Regions from separate parts of the Homo sapiens genome. Here region 2 is linked to region 1. A link is a loop called in an ENCODE intact Hi-C map of the cell type or tissue named here. Cell type or tissue: natural killer cell. All regions are shown on one strand. Each heading gives the region's core, and the rest is flanking DNA. Links, peaks and the distances in the headings are about the cores only. Region 1 overlaps HIVEP3 (HIVEP zinc finger 3). Region 2 overlaps HIVEP3 (HIVEP zinc finger 3).

Region 1 (10,964 bases), core at 984-8,983:
AATAATATCATGAGGGGGGAGGGGCAGCTCGAGGATGAATCTTTTTCTCCAGGTTTGCAGCGGTAGCTTGAAGTAGTGTCTTGGGGTGGACTCTGACATCCCCTTCCACCACTATCCACTGTCACCTTCCGAAGCCACTCCAAATGAGCAAACATAAACTCTAGGTTAAAAGTGTGCTTATTCTACAAATGCAGCTTCAAGATAAGTCTTCTGTATGTTCCCACCCCTCACCAGAATACTGTCCCTGGGATCCTCCTCTGAGAACAGTTGGCAAAGCTGGTTGGTCCCCTTAGGGAGAAAAGGGCTGGCCTTCATATGGAATGCCTAGGGCTGAATAAACAATCAGATGGGGTTTCCTTCCTGACCTACTACTGCTGCCAAGTAAAGTGAACAGAAACGTCCACCACAGAAGGCCATTCTCCAGATGAGAAAACCAAGGATCAGAGAACAAAGACTTGGCTTGGATTACATATGCAGGAGGTTCCTGCACATCTGGCCACACCTACCCTTTCTGGCTCTTTGGGACATATGATGGAGACTGGAGGCTTCCAACTCTGAGCTGATGCACGGGTAATGGACAGGGGCAGCTCCACGTCAGTGAGACGTGATGCATTAAGATGCTGATACCATGGAAAAAACTGGGAGGTGTGAGCCCCTCCCCAGCCATCACACACAGGCCAAACATCTGGTCTGCACTAAGGGCACCTGCCAAATCTCGCCTGAGGCCATGAACTCCAGCCCAGGTGAGACGGTTCTGTTCCTTTGCAAGGGTGGCCCCTAGGCCTGGACAAGGCTGAGGTGAGAGTCCGGCTGGGGCTCAGCAGAAGCCTGTGAATGACTCCGGTTGTGCTCTCACACCAAGACAAAGAATAGCACTGGCATCTCCCACCTGAAGTTTCACAATGGTCTACTTAGCCTTTCTCACCCACAATCCCACACCAACTCAGGGAAGAAAGACCAGCTGTTTGTTTTCCTACTTGGCAGAGGAGGAAACTGAGGTTCAGAGTGGTCAAGTGACCTGCCCAGAGTCATACAGCAAGTGAATGAGAAAGGCAGAATTGAAACCCAAGACTCAACACTTTTTACCATCTTTGAATGAAACAGCTGACCCTAAGCAGGATGGGCACATAAGAGGCACCTCTCATGCTGTGAATGGCATCCCTGAATCAAGAACGCTTCGGGACATGCAGACATGCAGCTGGGCCCCTAACTGGTTGCCACTTATCAGCCGATGTCTCCTCACTCCTGCCACAAGCCTCTCCCAGTCACAGGGACAAGGGAATGATGGTTCCTTACAAGGAATAGCTGTCAAGAGGCAAGAGAACAGACATCTCTTTTTCCTGAATTATGTTAGAGCCCAGGAGGGATGTTCAATCTTCAAGGGCATGTGCGGACCTACCTAATGCAACAGCAATGGAATAACTAAGAATTCCCAGGACTTCCCACCTCCCAAAGCCCAAACTATTGTCTGTGCTGATGGTAACTGCTCGCTCCAAGATGAATGGGCAGAAGCTGGGATGAAAGGCCCAGACACATAGGACTGATAAAGCAAACAGGTTCAGTGTCCAGCATCCGTATGGAAACTCCATAAGAGGCAAGGGCCAACAGTCCTCTGTCCCTTCCTCCAGTGACCCCCAAAAGACAGGCAGGCACTATCAGATCTCCAGGATAGGCTCAACAATACTGGAAAACAGGTGTATTGTCCCCATTTTGCAGATGAGGACATAGTGGCTCAGAGAGATGAGTTGACCAGTCCCAGGGTCATTTTAAGACCCAAGCTGCATTACTTTTGGAAGCCTCCCCGACATTCTATAAAATTTATCCCTTGCTGAATGTAATATTTTGCTGGAAAACAACTATACATTTAAAAGATAATTTTGTTTTTGAAGTGATTTTCAGTGAGTAACCTGTAGTATGAATGATATGCTCTGATTTCTCAGCAGTCATTGTCTGCAATCAGGAACCTTGGCAAGGTGAGGCATGCTAACCCCCAAAAGGAGGGCTGTTTCTATAAAAACTAAATCATACAATTCATTATGCTTGAGTATATTAACTAAATATTAATTTTGATGAGCAGTTTTCATATTTTGAAACCAAACCTTTTTCTTTTCATGTCTCAAGCATTTTCATGAGCCCTCGAGAAGCCACATGGGCCCATGGTGTCTCCCGGGTAAATCAAACCCGGGATGGACCTGAGATTTGAACACAGGTCTACTTCCAAAACCAGGGCTCCTTCCTCAATGTCTGGCTGCCTCCAAGAGTCAAGGCACCATCTCTAAGTTGTAACAGGGAAACTACCAAATAGAACCAGCAGGCAAGCAGGCATGAAGGGGGCTGGAAGTGAGGCCCTTTGAGAAGCTGTTACAGATTTTGTAGATGTTTGATCATAAACAGCCATGGCAGTGGGTGACGTTTACACACCCGCTCATGTTAAGTCCCACAGTTACCTCCTTTTGAGCGTGGAGGGGTTAGGAAACTCCCAGTGTCACATAGATAGCAAGTGGCCTCACCACGATTTGAACTGGGGGAGTTGTGCTCTGGAGTCCAAAATCTTAACTGCTCTGGGATACTGGGACACTGGAGCAGAAGGATTTGGGGCAAGTCTGGAGAGGCCCAAGTGCAATACTGAGACATCTAGAACAATAGGAGAGAGGAGATCAGTTCTTTTGGGGAAGGTCAAAGATAGAGGACAGGTGTGGAGGCTGGCAGGTCTCAGCTGACTAGAGAGAAGAACTTTCTTAAAAAAGGCAGAGCTGTCGAACAATGGAGGGCTGCCCTACCCTGAGTGTTGAGTGCCTGGTGGCTGGCAGTCTGCAGGGAAAATGATGCCTCTGTGCTGGGCATGGGGGCAGGGGCTCTTGCTGTGGTAGAGGGCTGTACATATGGACTCCAGAGGGCGTAAGTGATAATCCTCTCTTCCTTTCTCAGAACCACCTTTCTACAGGCTTTGGTGTCTCAGCGCGGGAGGCACAGATGGCGAGGTCTGCCTTTGGCCAGGTGTGGGCGCCCAGTGTTGGGGGAGAAGACTGCAGGCACAGAAGACTGAACTCACAGGCAGGTCCGGAGATGCAGAGCTGGTGTTCACTGGGTTTTTCTATGTGCTAGTTACTGGAGCTTCACGTGTGTCATCTCCTTCTCTCCTCACACTCTCTGAGGGTGGACTTCCTCCCATCTCATAGATGAGAAAGAGCCTGGGGCCCAGAGAGGCTAAGCAGGGAACCTGGGGCTGCTTGGGATCCTAGGGCGATCTGACAGCCACCTCAGCTTCCCCACCACGAGGGATGAAGCCGGGAGGCAGCCCCTTCCTGTGCCTGACCCCTACCAGCTGGGAAATGTGGCCCAGGCAGGCAAGGCCTCTGGGGATCCCAAAGTGGCAGCAGGCAGTGGGAGCTGAGCAGAGAGGAGTAGGGGTGGGCTGGGGGGACACTGCCAGACGGAAATGAAAGTGGCCTTGAGAAAAAGGAACGAGGGAAGAAAAGCAGAAACTAAAACAAGTGACAAAGAAAACGAGAGTGTCCAGAGGAAGTGGCTGAGGGGCGCGGCGCCGCCGGAGGAATCCCCCGCAGACCGGTGTTTCCTCTCTTCTCAGAGGCCTCGGGGTGGAGGACTAGCTGACCAACTGCTCCGTCACTTTGGGCCAGAGGCAGCCCGGGTGACTTTGGCAAGCATGGCCTCATCCCGCCAGCCTAGGAAGGAGCACCAGACACAGAGCCCCAAGCCCTGGGCTGGAGTCGTAGTCAGCTACTTCCTGCTGGGTCATTCTGGGACATTTATTAGACCTCTCTAGTACCCAGTTTCCTATCTATAAAATGGGTATAACCATCCTGAGCCCACCACACTGCTGGAAGGATCTCCTGAGCAAATGCCCTCATCCAGGGCCTGACGGGTGCATGTTGGGGTAGGTGGGCTGTGCACACAGCGGCAGGGTGCACCTTCAGGATACCTGGGGAACAGACAGGGAGAGTATCCACCATCTTATTGTTGAACAAGAATGCATCAACGCTTGCTGGTCCTTAATCACCCTAGGCTTTGTCAGGCCTGGGAACAAAGGGCTGAATAAGGGCCAGTCTATTCCCAATTACAGACTCTGCATGCAACTCCAGTTCCTTATCCCAGCTCTCCTACTTGGTAGCTGTGCAACCTTGAGCAAGTGACTTGACCTCTCTGAGTATCTTTCTTCACCCATAAAGCTAGAACAATAAGCATATCTGTCTTCTAGGTTGCAAGGAATAAATGAGACCACACTCAATCCAAAGCCAGGCACAAATTCCTCAGCCCCAGCCCAGGGAGTGCCCAGCCTAGAGGGGAGCTGGAGTCCAAGGACATGAGCAGGCTGTAATGATAGACGGCACCCAGGCCTGGGGCACTCAGTGCTGGGCAGGGGATGCGGGGCTGGTTCTGCCAAGGCGACAGAGCAGGGGGAGTAAGGGGGGGTGAAATGTAATCCCAAGGGGACAGCATGAGCAAATGTGCAGGGGAGGGGCCAAAGGCGATATGCTTGGGATCTGCAGAGGGTGGATGAGGCCAGACTTGTTCTCAATCTACAGCCCCACTGACAGTTCTCAGACTGGCCCTGGAAGTGATACGGGCATGCCACTGGGGATGCTACAGTCAGCTCTTAATGCAGGGCTGGCTTCTAGGGTCAGCTTCTACAGCCAGACTTGCCTAGGCTGCAGTTTGTCTCCAGACAGACACGGGAATTCCCCCAAGGGGTGGGCATGGTTCTTGTGAACTGCTGTGGCCTGGGACTGGGCTTAGAGTACAGGCAGCTGCTGCGGTGAAGGTGTCAGAAGGCACAGGCTAGGGTCCCAGAGAGGTTTAGGAGGGGGTTTCTCTGCTGGGTGTTTGCTCAGTGCTGGATGGTGGGTGCTGAGGGCCTCATTTGCATAGGGAGAGCAGCTGCTGTCCCAGCCACACTGCTGCCCACAATCTCCACGTGGCTGCAATCTCGCTCTCAGTCACCATCTCCCACATGGACTAGGGGTTACCCAGGCTGCCTTGGCCACGTGCTTCCCCCAACACACAGCCATCCAGGAACAACCAGAAATCAGACTACTGTCTCCGCCACCCTCAGGGGTTCCATTCAGGGAGTCCACCTCCCAAGGTGGCTGTGGGAATAAAACGAGATCCTGGGGGAAGCAGAGAGCCCAGTGCACAGGGGTGATCAGTAACCGGCAGCCCCTTTCCCTGCCTTTCCCTCTACTTCCAACATTATGTTGTGAAGAACAGGGCAGACCTGGGCCCATGCTATCTCTCACCCTGGCTCTGTGACTTGAGGCAACTCACTCCAACTCTGTAAATCAACTGCTCATCTGCAAAACTGGCAAGAAACTGAGAAGGCACTGGTTCTCAGATTGGCAAAGCTCATCGTCACTGCCTCACTCCCTCAACTCTATGTCCAGGGACCACGGGTTTCCCAGGGTTCCCAAACTTGCTGTTGGCAAAGGGCCTGATATCCGTCACTGACCTTTTTATTCTGAATGGGTCCCCGTTGACTTTAAAGCTGGAATATTCTTAGAGGAATTCTAAACTCCTCCTTTCCAACTCCCTACTCATTTTACAGAAGGAGAAAGTGAAGAGAAGAGAGGGAGAAGGGCCCTGACCGAGGCCACCAGCTTGTAAGTAGCAGCCCTAGGCTTGGGACCAGGGCCTCCTGAAGGTGACAGTCCTTTCAGCCATGTGTCCTTGTTCCTCTAGTTACCTCCAATTAACTCTAGGTAACCCAGCCCAGTCTTTGATTCTGTGTTGAAAGGTGCGAGGTGCTGGAGCCGGGAAGAGGTGCGTTCTTGCTCTCGACAGGAAGTGTCATGTGAGTTTCCGGTTCCCTCTCCTCCACTACCACTCTGGATCCTCACACCAGCCCACAGAGGGAGACAGGAAGGGAGGCACAAAGGCAGGGCAGGGAATACTGTGCCTGTTTTCCAGATGAAGACACGAAGGCCAAGAGAGGGAAAGTGAGTCGGCCAAGGTCCTCCAGCTAGTCGGGGTTGAGCGTGTTTAACCTTAGGAAACGTGACTGCAGAGCAAGGGGCTTTCATCTTCCTGTGGGAATTCGCCCCCTTTCTCACAGGGGCCCTCAAGAGACTAGGCAGGCTCCTCCTGCAAAGGATTCCTCTTTGTCCATTTGAGAGGCCTCACCCCAGGCTCTAGGAGCTGACATGATTCAGCTCAAGGAAGACTCAGTATGAAGGGAGAACCAGGAACCTGGGCCTCTGCCCCTCACCTGTGGCCTTGAACAGGTCACTTCTCCCCTCAAGCCTTGGTGTCCTCCCCTGTAGAGCTGAGGGGGTGAGGAGTAGATGAGCTGATCCTTCAGTTTGCTGCCCTCTTTGACCCGGAAGTGCTGGGCCTGCACAACCCTGCATCCCTGGCACCAGTGCTCCTAGCCCCACCCTGCTCCAGATGCCCAGTGCCTGAAGAGCCAGCTCCCCATCAGCACTCAGTCCTGGGGCAGAGCCAGGCCTGGCAATGCTGGGGGAGACCCTGGAGGGGAACATCATGGGCCACCAGGGGCACGCTGCAAATGCAGCAACTAATGCACCAGGGGCGCCAGGGTGCAATCTATCTAAGCAGTTCTCTCACGCTCTTTGCACGTTAATAATGCATGGGCAGCCGGTGTGGGGGCCATCACAGGCCCAACGTCAGGTGGCATTAGGAGGCCTCTAATGGTCCTGATTATCCGGTGAAGGCTCCCAGTGGGATGTGGGCAGCATGGGCAGGAAGCCAGGATTCCGGGCACTTAGACCCCACAGGTGGGAGGCTGGGGGGTGGGGCAAGAGGACAGCTTCCATAGGCCAGGGTCCTATTCAGGGGATCTAATGGGACTAGCTGAGGCTTCCTGTGGGGGGTGAATTTGTTTGTGAAGAGGAGCAAGGACGCAACTCCCACAGCCAGATCACAAAGAAAGTGGGAAGTCAGAAACCCAGGGCTGAGTGAAACCTCTTAAAATCTCTCCTCTGTGGCGTCTCTGACCAGTGGCTCTGCAGCAAGTGCCTCTAGGGACAAGGAACTCACTACCTCCTAGAGTGACACATGCCCATTCTTTGAACAAGTGTGACTGCCGGGAAAAAGGTGTACTGCGTACAGCTGTCAAGAATGCAAATGCCACTGAGTGTTGGGGGCATGGGTAAGTTGGATAAAGGGGCTGATTTGAGAGACAGAGGTGCTGGGTTCTAATACTGAGGATTCTCCTTGTCCTCAGGCAGCTCCGGAGCCATCAACCTGGCCAGTCTTCACAGCCTACCCCAGTGGCAGACCCCCTGAATCCACCCCAGGGCCCCAGTAAGCCCCCGTGAACCTGTGAACTTTGCATTTCTATGCTCAACACTCAGGGTGAGCAGTCCAGAAAAAACAACCCATGCACAGCAGGTGCTGGGGGTAGTCAGGCTTCAAGATGCCTCCAAATGGTTCTCATCTCTGAGTATTCACACTGAATGGAACTGACCTATGTAACTAACAGGATGTCGTGGGAATGACAGGCATGACTTCCATGGCTAGGTCATAAAGAGATTGTGGCTTCTACCTTGCTCTCTCTTGGACCCCAGTTGCTGGAGGAAGCCATCTGCCATGTCAAACAGCCTATGGAGATGCCCATGTGGGGAAGAATGGAGGTCCCCTGCCAACAATCAGCTTTGACATGCCAAGCCTGTGAGGGAGCCATCTGGAAAGGGAGTCTTCCAGCCCCAATCAGGCCTTCAGATGACTGCAGCCCTGGCCAGCTCCTTGACTGCAACCTCATGACAGACCTTGAGCAAGAACTGCTCAGCTAAGCTGCTTCTGAATTCTTAACCTACAGAAATGTCTAATGCTTTAAGAAGCAAAGTATGGGGTAATTTACCACATGCAATAGATAACAAAACCATGTGCAATAAATACTGGTTAAACAAGTGAATGATTCCCCTGACCGAGTGTTTCTCTATGGAAGGGTCTGGCATGGAACCAGGCCCTCTGGGGCCTATGGGGGATGGAGAGGAAACAAAAGATGAGGACATGGTCCTCTAGGAAGGCTGTGGCATGTGGTGGGGAATGACAGGTGCAGACCAGAGGGAGCAGTGTGAGAGCTTTGGATGGGCTAGACTATGTGGGGAAGATGAGGAAGGAGTTCTGAGAGAGGGGACCACATGAGCCATGGTGCAGCTTGGGCCGGACGGGGAGCATCAGCAGAGGCGGGTTCTCCAGTGGCTCTCATCTTGACTGCTGTATCCCTAGCCTCCCTGAGACAGCTACTATTATCATCTCAATTTTGTGGATATGGAAACGGAGATTAAGCAACTCGCCCAGGGTCAAAACGCTGGGAAATGATGGAGCCAGGATTTGAACTGAGGAGACCATGGAACAGAAAACTAGCAGAGGGCGGTCTTAACAAGGCCCAAGGAGATGAGGCTCCCCAGCAGGGTGACTGAGGGGAGGGCACACAGGTGCTAGGGAAGGTGGCCAAGGAAAGGCCACTGGGGCTGGTACTATAGGAGCATAGAAAGGCAGGGGAAAGTAGCCTTGGGGTGGGGGGTGACAAAGGCCCTGCCTGAGTTGAGGACTACATGGCTTTGTACCCAAGCCACTCTTACCCCAGCTGGAGCCTCATGTCTCTCCCAGGATGCTCTTGCTGGGCTCTGTGCCTGGGCTGACCAACTCCCTTACACAGCTCTGCCTACTCCCCATCATACAGCACCTGGACCGCGACGCTCTATCCCCGAGGACAAGGCCTGCCTTCCCCCAACAGAACCCCAAACACTTCAAGCTACAGTCTCCAGAGACTCTCTTCTCCAGAGGGCCCTGCAGGGATCAGATGGGACTGGGGGTCGGTAGGAGGGCAGAGGACACCAGGTTTCAGTCCCCATGGGAGGCAGGAGCATCCCCAGCCTGCCTAGTCCCCAGGATCTGGTTCACCCATGTCCCTAGGACCCAGCCCTGGGCCTGGTACACAGCAGGTACTCAATACATGTGCATGGAATAAATAAACCAGCAGATGCAGAACTCCATCCTGCAAACACAAAGCAGTTCAGAGCACACTGGGAAATCACATGGAGGAAATGTTCTGGCCATGAATTTTCATGCTGGTCCCTGATAATCCAGGTCTTTTCTGTCATTGCCCCCAGGGACTGCTGGCATCTTCCCGGCTGCACTGGGCAACACTCCATATGGGGCTGTGCTGAGACATAGTGACAGAGTGGAGGGGGTGGGGAAGATGAGAACACAAGCAGGGGCAGAGCCAAGGGATGGGATGTCCTTGGATTCTGAAACCCGAGTGCTGACAGCCAATGTCCAACTCCCAGGTACCAAGTGGTAATTACTGTGAAAAGCAGACAGCTTGACAATGGAGGATGTAGATTTCACCCAAGGCCTTACCTTGAACCCTCCCCCAGTCACATCACAGGCCATAGGGCTTGTGGGAAGGGTCCTTAGTGGCCATCCAGCCTCTCCCTATATCCAAGAGGAAACTGAGGCCCGGCCAGGAGCCGAGACCCTCAAAGCTCACCTGAGAGTTGGTGGTGGAGTTAGAACTGGAAGCCAGAGCTCCCATCTCCTATTCTGTCGCTCACCAAACATGGCCTGGCTCTTGGGGCGTTGCCCTGGGAGACAAGCCTGTGCTCTGAGGGTCCACTGTGGCTGAGTGACTTAGGGGAATTGGTTCTGCAAAAGAAAGTGCCAGGCAGGGAAGCAGCAACCAAGGGACTGGAAAGAGGAAAGGGATGTGGGGAAGGCTCTGGGACAGGCCTCCCTGGCTCCTCACTCTCTTTGTCCCCCTGCCACCTTCTCAGAAGCACTCTCAGCATCCCAGGCCAGCCTCCAGCCCAGTCCTTCTCCCAGGCTGTTCCTCGGCTCTCAAGGCCTCAGCTCCTCCAGGTGTCCCACTCCTCTCAACCTCCAGCCCCTGCACAGAACTCACACTCCCCGCCCTCTCCCCCAGCACAAGCTCACAGTCCCCACTCCCTGGTCCATTCCCCTTCCTGCCTGGCTGCTGTGCAAGGTGCAACTCAGCCCTCACCCCCTCCTTGCTCTATTCTCCATGCCCCCAAATCTGCTGCTGTTCCCACCTCACCCCTCCTGGCCTCTCCAGTCAGTGAGCAGAGGCTGCACCCACCAGGCCTGGGGTGGGCTCTCTGAGGCTCATGTGCATTGCAGCTGTCTCTGCTGCACTGAGTGGATGGTGCCTTTGGCTTCAGAGCCCCCTGCATCTGAATTGAGTTGCTGCCACCTATTCTAGCTGTGTGGCCTTGGCCAGCCAGTAAACCTCTCTTTTCATCTGAAAAACGGAGCAGACACCTTCTGCACAGGTTAACTAAAGAACCAGCTGGCACGCACATGGCCCAGCGTTTGGCCCAGGGAAGGCGAGAGATAGACATACATTCAGTGACTGGACTAACTCGGCAAATGTTTCCAGCCACCCCCTCCCATGCCCAGGGTCCAGGCTGGTGTTGAACATAGTCAATGGCCACTAAGCATTTCACTGACTGATTCATTCTTGCTGCTGAAAGGTGTTCAGCCAAGGAGCGATGGGCCACTGGGTGATTTAGAAAGGCCCTTTGGGCTGCCATGGCGGAGGGCAGTCTGGGAAGGAGGGGACAGAAGCCAAGAGACCAGAGAGGAGGTGACTGCAGCTCTGTAAAGGAGTGGAGGGCTGGGCAGGTGGGTTGGGCAGTAGGAAGTCCAGCCAGAGACTCAGGAGCAGGACCCACAGCAGCCAGCCCCGGGGCAGGACGGCAGTTGAGGACTGGGGCAGAATAGAGGAAAATATCCACCAACGTGGGTGGCTGCTTGATGCCATTGGGTGAGACATGATCTAAAGAGGAAAGGCAGGTTTAGGGCTGTTGTCTGCAGCAGTGAAAATGATGAAATGAGGAATTGGGTTTTGCAGTGTTAAGAGAGTGCTTACAGGGTATTCAGGGTGTTGTCTGTGGGGTACAATGTTTGCGACACCAAACACATCCCTTCTTCAGTGCCAAGATAGTGCCCCACCAACATGC
Region 2 (10,964 bases), core at 1,950-9,949, 160 kb after region 1:
AGGTTAAAGCGAAGTCTAAATGGAGTAAGAGACACTATTCCAAGGGGTCCCCTGGTCACACAGAAAATACAGGGGCAGCATTCAGACTACCCAGGAGTCTGCAGGACTTGGTATGAAAGAGCAAAAAGAAAAAAATATATAGACAACCTAGGAGGTCTGAGGACTCACAGACACTGACTGGCTGGGGTGGGACTGGCAGGAGCTGCTGGGAAGGCTGGGGCAGCTTCTCAGTGGTCCTGGCAGTAAATACTATCCAGGAAAAGTGTGCCTTGCAGTGAGAGAGCTGCTGGGAAAACGGCCTGGACAATCAGACTGCAGTGCTGTGAGCTAGATTGCCCTTCCCCTAGCCAAGAGGTGTCTCCCACCACCCTTCCCCTAAGCAGCATAAGAGTGAAACGGGGTGGACAGCTAATGCCCACTGACCTCCTGCTATGGACCACAGGCACTCTCCTGCGAAATGCTTGTGAGGTTGGTGACATCAACATTACACTAATGACAAAACTGAGCCTGAGAACTGCAACTCACCTGCAATGGTACACCTGACAGCAGAACCAGAACTTTCACTGAAGGCTTACCTCTCCAGGGCCAAAAGAGAACCTGTGACCCCACAGGATCGAGCCTGCCCCCTCAATGCCTGTCAGAGGCAGCCTGGTGGGTGCAGAATGTGATAGCAAGTTGCTGTTGGCACGGCCTGCTCTTCTGACAGCTCTGCAGGTTATTTCTCACAACTTTGCTGCCAGCTTCTCCCTGCCTGTCGCTGACCCCTGTCCCAGAGCCACCTCCATCTGGAAACACCCACCCCCCAACTCTAAAGTTGTAACCATACATACTTAAGCTAGAAAATTTAAAAGGACAAAGCAGAAAGGAATTAAGAAAAAAATGGAGTAACCTATTATTTTACAGAGAAATAATTTTAACATTTTGGATTAATTCCTTCACATACTTTTCTTTTGAGATGGAGTCTCACTCTGTCACCCAGGCTAGAGCAGTGCAGTGGCGAAATCTTGGCTCACTGCAACCTCTGTCTCCTGGGTTCAGGTGATTCTCGTGCCTCAGCCTCCCTGGTAGCTGGGATTACAGGAGCACACCACCATGCCTGGCTAACTTTTGTATTTTTAGTAGAGATGGGGTTTCATCACGTTGGCCAGGCTGGTCTCGAACACCTGGTCTCAAGTGATCCACCCACCTTGACCTCCCAAAGTCTTGAGATTACAGGTGTGAGCCACCACGTCATGAGCCCCCTCCAGTAATTTTCTATGCATTTAGATGCAGATACTGTTTGCCTGTCTTTAAAATGGTGTTGCACCAGACTAACTGTTTAGAGGTCCACTTCCCTGCTCAGCTGAGCACTGACACATGCAACCTGCCACCTGGGAGGATGGGCAGGCATTCCCGAAATGCCATCATGGCTGCTGCTAACCATCCCGGGATTGCAGGCAAGTGCGGCTGATGCAGAAGGACGTTGGGGAATGCGGACATCAGGGGTTTGCAAACTTGTGTTTCTCCCTCCACTGCCCATCCTGCCAGCCTCAGAAGGTTAGCCATGGAGGGTGGGCCAATCCCAACATACTCAAAAATTTAAAATCCTGAAGGGTTAGCATTGGAAGGGATTTTAGAGGCTATCCAGCCCAATCCCCTCACTTGCAAATGAGGAAAGCAGAGCTGAGAGAGATTTAGCTTGTGCTGGGTTCTAACAGTGGCTCCTTGCCAACCTCAGGCTCCTCCTGGTCTACCGTCTGTGCCTGGACTCTGCTCCAGCACCCCCACCCACCCACCCACCTGCCCCACTTGGCAGAGGGCAGCAGCCAGAGAAGGCAGGCCCAGGTGGGGGACAAGAGTCTCAGGACTCACCTTTCAAATTTAAAGAATCTCTCGTTACCATCACCATAACTCTTAGCCCAACCATTCCTCTTCAGATCCAAGGATATCTAAGTCTGACTGTGGAATTTTGTTGCGGAGGATTGGATACAGCTGTCAAATTCCAAAGGCATCCAGTACCCATGCTCTCCACAGAGCAGTCCCTTATTATACAAGCTCTGCACCAGCTGAGAACCATGTTCCAGTCTCATATTGCTCAGAATCTCCTCTGAGCTTCACATAACTCAGGCACAATCTCCCTGAATCATATGGCATAGGAAAGTCATGAGCAGTAAGACTTGGTTCAAGAAAAAATACCAAGTTCTGACCACTCAAAGTACCCTTAGGTGCTCTCATTCATGTGAGCTTTCCGTTTCCTGCTCTCCAGCCCCATTTCTTATTTGGGTTAGGGATCCCCTAGGGCTGCTCAGTGGTAGGGGGCCACTGAATTCAAAGCAGGCCACTGTACTCGAAGTAGATGGCTAGGAAAAAAAAAAGGGCCAGTCACAGTGGTTCATGCCTATAATCCCAGCACTTTGGGAGGCTGAGGCAGGCAGATCACTTGAGGTCAGGAGTTTGAGACCAGCCTGGCCAACATGGGGAAACCCTGTCTGTACTAAAAATATAAAAATTAACTGGGCATGGTGGTGCATGCCTGTAGTTCCAGCTACGCGGAGGCTGAGGCATGAGAATCACTTGAACCCAAGAGGCAGGGGGTGCAGTGAGCTGAGATCACCTCTGCACTCCAGCCTGAGTGACAGAGTGAGACTCCGTCAAAAAATAAAATAAAATCCTTCCTTCCTTCCTCCTTCCCTTCCTCCTTCCCTTCCTCCTTCCCTTCCCCCTCCTCTTCCCCTTTCCCTTCCCCCTTCCCTTCCATTCCCTTCCTTTCCTTTCATTCCCTCCCTCCCTCCCTTCTTCCCTCCTTCCTTCCTATTTCTGAGCACTTCTTTCCCAGGCACAAGGTAAACGAGCTTTCAAATATAGCACACTGAATACCCATGATAATTCTATAAAATGGATCCTATTCTTCCCATTTTAAAGATGAAGACCCCAAGGCTCAGAGCAGTGAGGTGCAGATTTACTGTGATGCTAAGGAAGAAAGTTTCAGGGCCCTGCCAGCATGGACCCCTTTCAAGGCCCTAGCAATATATTCTTAGAATCATGTAATTTTTAAATGAAATTTGCAGTAGTAAGATATTTTAACTGCAATTGATGAAGAGCACTGTATCTTTCAACTCTGATGTCTCCTCCTGATACATTTCCCCTCATGTTCATATTGAATGGTGTTACAGTAGCTATAGGTGTTTTGGGATCCAGCATAAGGGAAAGTTAATTTGGGGATAAATTTAGTTTGGGTGTAGTGGGATTTATGTCTATTGTTCACAGTCACGTTAATGCAAAGTCAAGTGATTGTTAGCTGTCCCCATGGCTTCCAGTGCTAAGCTTTCCACAACTCAATGGCTTTGAGACTCAAAGGTGCAATACCTGGCACCTGAGACATAAAAATAGGGGAGAAAAAATAGGATTGAAATATACAGAGCGGTCCGGGTGCGGTGGCTCACACCTGTCATCCCAGCATTTTGTGACACCGAGGCAGGCGGATCCTCTGAGGTCGGGAGTTCAAGACCAGCCTGACCAACATGGAGAAACCCTGTCTCTACTAAAAATACAACATTAGTTGGGTGTGGTGGCACATGCCTGTAATCCTAGCTACTCGAGAGGCTGAAGCAGGAGAATTGCTTGAACCTGGGAGGCGGAGGTTGTGGTGAGCTGAGATCGCGCCATTGCACTCCAGCCTGGGCAACAAGAGTGAAACTCCATTTCAAAAAAAAAAAAAAAAAAAAAAAAAAGAAGGAAAAGAAAAGAAAAAAGAACTATACAGAGCCAGAAGCTAGAGCATAGAACTTTCTTCCAGTCTTTGGACATGTGGAATTGAAGGAAAATTTAGTTTTCACTGATGCCTATTCGAAAAAGAAAGTTTTCTCCTATCAGAAATGTATTTGATAATATAATGAATACAGTTATAAATATACCAGACATTTTCCCCCTTTTTGGTGGGAATTACACAAAATATATTTTATCAAAATTCCTGTATTGTAGGACCCAAACCTATGGCAGTAAAACAAAAAAAAGTGGATGTCTGTGTCTGAAGCCATGTTTTATGCAATGTAACTATCAATAATAAAAAATAAATATTGTCAGTCATGCTAGAAGAAAAGCTAAATTTTCTTTGCAACCTCCCTTTAGAAAAATTACAAAATCACTATCATATGAAGAGGTGATCAAAGTGTATTCAGCCAAAATATATTCAGGGAAAAAAGTATTATGGAGGTTTCACAGGCAAATAATAAAAATATTTTGTTATTTTTCTGGATTTTATAAAGTTTGTGATACATGTCAGGTTTTAAAAACGTATATTGAATGTGATTTATTTTCTTATTCTAAATAAATATTCACCATGGTACCTAATTTTGTATTTGTAATTTTATATTCTTTTTCTTAAAGAGGTCCCCCAGTTGCTTAAACTTCAAGCCCTACAAAATCTCAACCCATCCCTGGAGGTGAAATAACTTTCCCAGCCAGGAAGTGGCAGACCCAGGACTAGAGAACTTGGTCCCTGACTTTGGGATCCCCTGAACTTCACACATTTGTGCCCAGTCATCCATAGGGCAGCCTGGGCTACAAGGGTCAGGGTGCTAGTGGAGAAGGTCAAAGGATGATGAATTTGTAAACTGGATACCATCACTGCAGCCAGCACATGTGGCTTCTACCTCACCTGAGCAGACAGCAAGAGGTTTTCTGAAGACCTGAGTATGCAACTGACAAATCCCGACTCTGTTAAAACCAAGTGCCCAGATTAAAGATAAATAGCCCCAAATCCCCAAACAATATAATTGAATCTGGTTTGATTCTTCTGGGTGTCACATTCCCTAAACTTGCACTGTCCAAAATGGTGGTCCTGGCCACATGCGGCTATTTAAATTAATAAAAATGAAATGAAATAAAAAATCCAGTCCTTCAGTTGCAGTAACCACGTTTTAAATACTTAATAGCCACATGTGGCCAGTGGTTTCTGAGTCAGACAGTGGAGATATAGAATGCTCCCATCACACCCCCACCCCAGGCTCTACTGTTAAGCCCAGCTGAACTTTTTTTTTTTTTTTTTTTTGAGACTGAGTCTCTGTCGCCCAGGCTGGAGTGCAGTGGCGTGATCTCAGCTCACTGCAAGCTCCGCCTCCTGGGTTCACGCCATTCTCCTGCCTCAGCCTCTCAAGTAGCTGGGACTACAGGCACCCACCACCACGCCCGGCTAATTTTTTTTTTTTTTTTTTTTTTTGTATTTTTAGTAGAGATGGGGTTTCAACATGTTAGCCAGGATGGTCTCAATCTCCTGACTTCGTAATCTGCCCACCTTGGCCTCCCAAAGTGCTCGGATTACAGGCATGAGCCACCACGCCCGGCCTAGCCCAGCTGATTTTAAACAGTCTTTACTAAGACATATCTAAGCCCTTCTTCTCAAGAAGAGTGTTTGCAGGTGAGTGTGGCCGATATGTGAGGAGAGAGGAGAAGGAGGAGAAAGGAAGGCCTATCCAGAGAGAAGAGAGGGACAGCCCAGCTGAGAAGGGGCCAAAGAGGGGGAAAAAGGAAATAGAACCTAAAGTGACTGAGGTGTTAGGCCTTGTAGAGAATAAGGGCATCATCAGATGTGAGCCAAGGAAATGATTCAGATCACACCTGACAGAATAAGGAGGATAAATTAGCTCCAGAATCAGTTATCACATACCTCATGTACCCCCCAACATACACACCATATACCTCACACCCCCCACACACATACCACACACACACATGCCCCCCACACCACATACCTCACACATGCGCACCCCCACATACCTCATACACATACCAAACACACACACACCACATACCTCACACATATACCACACACACATGCCCCCATACCACATACCTCACACACACACCACATACCTCACACACATACCCCACACACGTACACCATATACCTCACACACCACATGCCACATACACACACAAAGACCACACATGCCACACACACACACAAAGACCACACATGCCACACACACACCACATACCACATACACACACCACATACCTCACACGCTACACACACACACACACACCACACAACACATACACCACACACACCACACATACGCCACATACCTCACACACCAAACACACACAAGCACCACACACACACCCCCCACATACCTCACACATCACACACACCTCCATATACCTCACAAACACACATATCTCACACACACACACACCACATACACCACACACCCCACACCTCACACAGTCCCACCCCACATCCCCTGCTACACACAAACTCACACACTTTAAAGTGTGCTTTGCATTCCAAGTCTTTGCTGGGAAACCTTAGTTGCAGCTTTACGTGGCTGGAATATCAAAAGGCAGGAGTTGTGGAGTCACTGACAATAACATCATCCACCTTCTCAATGTCCCCGACACTGCCACCTCATTACCCAAAAGCCACTGCCATTCCAGACCTACGCAGAGTCTGAAGGGCAGCACCCCCTTCTCCTTGGGACTGGAGGGACACCTTGCCTCAACTCTCCTGCAGGGCCTGAGGTTAAACTCTCCTGTATTCCACCATCAAAGGACAGCATGGGGGACTCTAGCCCTTTTAATGGGCTGCCAAGAGCAAAAATTCACGCATTCTAGAGTATGAAAGCCCGGCAGGGTGGGCCTTCATTTCCCATATGTTAGTGTGTATCGATGGAGAGGGTAGGGAGCCCTGTGGGGAATGAGGGCACCCATTGTCCCCTGCAGAGCAGTTGTGGATGGAGCTCCTGTAGGAATAACGGACTCTGATTACCACGGTGACACTCCCAAGGTGATGGCTCTGGATAGGGTTTGCAGTCTCCTTTATACTCATCACTCCCATCTAATCCTCACAAGAACCCTGCTCCCCACTTAATGAACAAAGAAGCAGGCCTAGAAAGGCAAGTGGCTTGCCCGGAATTAACAATAATAGTTTAACCATAATAACATTGCCCCATCTGCTCACCATCCAATGAACAACTCAAGTGACAGCACAGTGGTTAAGAGAACAGATTCTGAAACAGATGTACCTGGTTCAAATCCTGGCTCGGCCAATGACTAGCTTTGTGCCACTGGGCATGTGATTCAATTACCCTGTGCCTCAGTTTCCTTGTCTGTAAAATGGGGATGATGATAGTCCCTACCTCATGGGTTGCTGTGTGGTTTAAATAAATTTTCACATGTAAATTACTTAGAACCAAGCCTGGAATGCTCAGTCAGCACTCCTTAAGTGCTGGCTGCTTTGGTGCAGGCTCTGAGCACAGAGACAACCAAACATAGCACCTGCCTCCAAGGTACTTACAGCCTAAAGGGAGAAACAGAAAAGTGAACAAGAGCTAGGGTAGAAAAGATGCTCGGGGCACAAATGAGGGACCTGGAATCCAGGAAGGGCCTGATTCCTGGGCCAAGTGACAACTGGGTTGAGTTCTGAAGAGCCACAGTACAGGCACTGTGACAGCCCTTATTTATGTTTTCCAGCTTTTATTGTAGATTCATGTGCAGGTTTGTTACCTGGGATTATTGTGTGATGCTGAGGTTTGGGAGATGAATGATCCATGGCCCTTTTTATATAGTTTGTCATTTAATCCTTGGACCATTTTACAAATGAGGAGCCTGAGGCTCAGAGAAGTTAAGCAGCTTCCCCCGGAAAACCAACTTGGTAAGTGGTGGAGCTGGGATTCAAGCCCACATTTGTCTGATTCCAGAATCTTACTCCAAGTCTGGGCAAGGCGTGGGCTGGCCAGGCAGCTGCCTGAAGGGCAATTGTCTATAACCCTGGGGTCAGGGGGATGAGAAATGTGAGGCCTGTTAACCCAGGTCTCTGGGCAAGCTTCCTTATATAACCTGCACATTGTCAACGCTCCACTCAGGCAGCTCTCCCATTCCTTACTACATAATTATTAGATAATGCATAAGGGAGAGGTTTGAATGACTAGCCTGCCTGGGAGGCTGCCTCTCTACGGTCCTGCTTCCACCACACGGGAGCCCTGAAACGAGCAGGCCAGCTGGAGAGGTGGCCAACACATTCCTCACCCAGAGGCTCCGGGCTCCCCAGATGGCCACTGCCACCTGACCACACAGAGTCACTTTGCCAGAAGGACTGCCCTGCTTTAGGCCTGATCTGATCTTTTTCCAGGAAACTCGTCTGGTGTAAGATTTATGTGTCCAAACTTGCCAGCCTTCCCCTTTCACCCTGGACTAACAGGGACAAGAATTCTAATCAATGTGCAGGAACACAGAAAAAAAACAGGGAAACAGCAGGCAGGCCCAACCCCAAAAGCCCCAAACTTATTTCCCAATTTTGGGTTGCACATGTATTTCTACTCACATAAGACAGTTTGCATCCAACTGGGGGGAATTTTGAGTTTCAATTAAACTTTGCTAAAATACAAAACTCATTTCCCCTTAACTGTGCTTCCTGACAATGAAGTGGTGGTGTCACGGGGCAGAAGGGCTGATGGTGTGGGTTACCACAGCAAGGTCCATGCTGCAAAGACGGGCTGCCCCTCCTGCTCTGGGAGTCAACGCTTCCTGGGTCCACCAGGCCCAGCATTTCCACAGGCTGTCATCGGTGTGTCCCCAGCACAGCACCTAGCTAGATCTCAGCAAATGATTTGAATGTGTGGGGCTCCCTCCAGGTAAGAAAGGAACCCCTGCTCACGGCACTCCCCAGAAGTCCTTGGTAACTCACTTTCTCTTTCTGTTCTGAACATCCATTCGGGCTGGTTTAAAGCACAGCTCGCTCAAGAGGCAGCCCTCCAGAGGAGATCGGGGTTAATTACGTTTACTGACAGCTGTCTTCTTTCTCCTACAGTCACTTCTTCCCATGTCCTGATTTCATTGCTTGTGAAAAGAGATGGCCTTCCAATGGGAAAAGGCAAGGAGTAAAACTCACGAGAGAAAGCGTCCTGGAGATTTTAAGGAGAAAGGCACATCGGTTCTGCCAGCACAAGAGCTGCCTGTTTCCCTATCAGATATCAACACTCATTTAGTGCAAGGGTGAATATCACCTTTCTATTGAAAAGAAATAGAGTACCCTAGGAAAATAGCTTGCATCAAAACAAGAGAAAAGTAGGTTCTGAACCAGAACTAAAATATTTGGACACCGAAGCTGTGACTACTGATGCAAAGCCATTAACCCATAAAAACAAACATTCAAACAAGACACTGCATAGCTCTCTTTAAATGAGTCCAAACACCAGAGCTTTATCTTAAAACAAATAAACAACAACAACAAAAAATTCCTTTCCCCATCCCATCTCCACCCACCCACTAGGAGTAAAACATATTGCTAGCTCTGAGACTTTTCTAAGAACTTGGTCAGAGACACTGAGCGGCTGGTCAATATATTTCTTACAAATGGGGCTTTGAGAGCGGAACTAGCAGCTGGGTGCCAAGAACACAGTGGCTCTGCTCACATCTCACATATGCCCAGACGCTCTGAACCACAGCCTACCACTGCTGCCACAGGTTCAAGTTCTGAAACCCAAAGAGAGCACAGAGAAGGCAGGAAGAGAAGAAAAAAAGACCCAGATGTTGCAAATCAGAATAAGTGCTGAGTGAGGCAGTATCATGACATGGCAACGATAAATGTTGAACGTTGGCTCTCCTCTTGTCAGCTGACCCCTCTGCTCTGGGACCCTTCACACTGTGACTCCAGTTAAATCAACCAGCTGTGCCTCCAAGAAAGGCAGCATGGGTCAGTGTGGCTGCCTGGACTCTGCTGCTGACAGCTGCAGAGAGAAACTCAAACCAGCCACATAGCCTGGCCCACCTTATAGTCTGAACGTGCCCAGCCAAAAAGAAGAAAAGAAAACAGCTCAAAAAACAGCAAAGGCTGGGTACGGTGGCTCATGCCTGTAATCCCAGAACTTTGGGAGGTTGAGGCGAGCAGATTGCTTGAGCTCAGGAGTTCAAGACCAGCCAGGGCAACATGGTGAAACCCTATCTCTAAAAAAAAAAATGCAAAAATTAGCTAGGGGTGGTGGCACACATCTGTAGTCCCAGCTACTCGGGAGGCTGAGGCAGGAGGACAGCTAGTGCCCGCAAGGTTGAGGCTGTAGCGAGCCATGTTCGTGCAACTGCACTCTAGCGTGGGTGACAAAGCAAGATCTCGTCTCAAAAAAAAAAAAAAAAAAAACAGAAAAGCAAAAAACCCACAGCTGAGAAGCCTCTGGCTCAAACCCACATACAGAAGCTTGTCGGCTGCTGTGTGTACACATACCAGCCACCATGATCCTGGCCTTCTCTGACCATTGGTCTGTAAGGAAATAAGGTGATAAGTGGGAACTGGGCTCTGAACCCTGGAACTGAGAAGTCAGGCTGCTGCAAAACTCTCCAGGATATTAATCCCTCTCTCTGCCCAGTGGTTTTCAACTGGGGGCAGTTTAGCCCCCCTAGGGAACACTCATCAATGTCTGAAGACATTTTTGGTTGTCACATCTGGGGGTCAGGGGGTTGCTATCGCTACCTAGTGGGCCCTGGTAGAGGCCAGGTTTGCTACTATACCTCCTACAATGCCCAGGACAGCTCTCACAACAAGGAATCATCTGGCCCAAAATGTCAATGGTGCCAAGGCTGAGAAACCCTGCTCTAGAGCCTAAGAGTGCTGGGCTCAAATTCTAACATCACTGCTGACTAGCCCAGGGGCCTTTGTATAACTTACTTCACCTGTCAGAGCCTCAGGTTTATATATATGTGTGTGTGTATGTGTTTGTGTGTGTGTATATAGATATACATATATATTTATATTCATATATACATATTTTTATATATTATATATTTATATATTAAATATGCATATTTATATATAATACATTATATAACATATAATATATATTATATATGAATATGAAAAAATTATATATTATATATTATATATGAATATGCATATATAATATTTATTTTTTATATATATATATATAAATTGTCTTTCTGAGACGAAGTCTCACTCTGTTGCACAGGCCAGAGTGCAGTGGCATGATCTCAGC

The links. Hi-C counts contacts between places; a loop is a spot of excess contacts. Peaks named below come from ENCODE experiments on the same cell type or tissue, not always from the same donor. Only the 100,000 strongest peaks of a DNase experiment are listed, where the experiment ranks them.
Region 2: a loop joins it to region 1, with 9 times the contacts of the local background. A loop is called at or near these places in 2 of 110 quality-filtered maps.

What each region holds. Positions count from the first base shown.
Region 1 is chr1:41,724,057-41,735,020 of GRCh38, forward strand. The region is part of intron 1 of HIVEP3 (HIVEP zinc finger 3); the gene reads right to left. Among named protein-coding and RNA genes, the nearest start is that of HIVEP3, 190 kb to the right of the region's middle. RefSeq lists enhancers at 4,301-4,370, 9,202-9,703. In natural killer cell, for the core only: no CTCF peak of the experiment used is centred there; DNase peaks (open chromatin) are centred at 2,975, 3,535 and 4,875; H3K4me3 peaks cover 645 bases; H3K27ac peaks cover 2,670 bases.
Region 2 is chr1:41,883,029-41,893,992 of GRCh38, forward strand. All of the region lies in intron 1 of HIVEP3 (HIVEP zinc finger 3), which reads right to left. Among named protein-coding and RNA genes, the nearest start is that of HIVEP3, 30 kb to the right of the region's middle. RefSeq lists a silencer at 5,086-5,295 and an enhancer at 8,429-8,728. In natural killer cell, for the core only: CTCF peaks have their summits at 8,834 and 9,038; DNase peaks (open chromatin) are centred at 8,673 and 9,413; H3K4me3 peaks cover 1,730 bases; H3K27ac peaks cover 3,541 bases.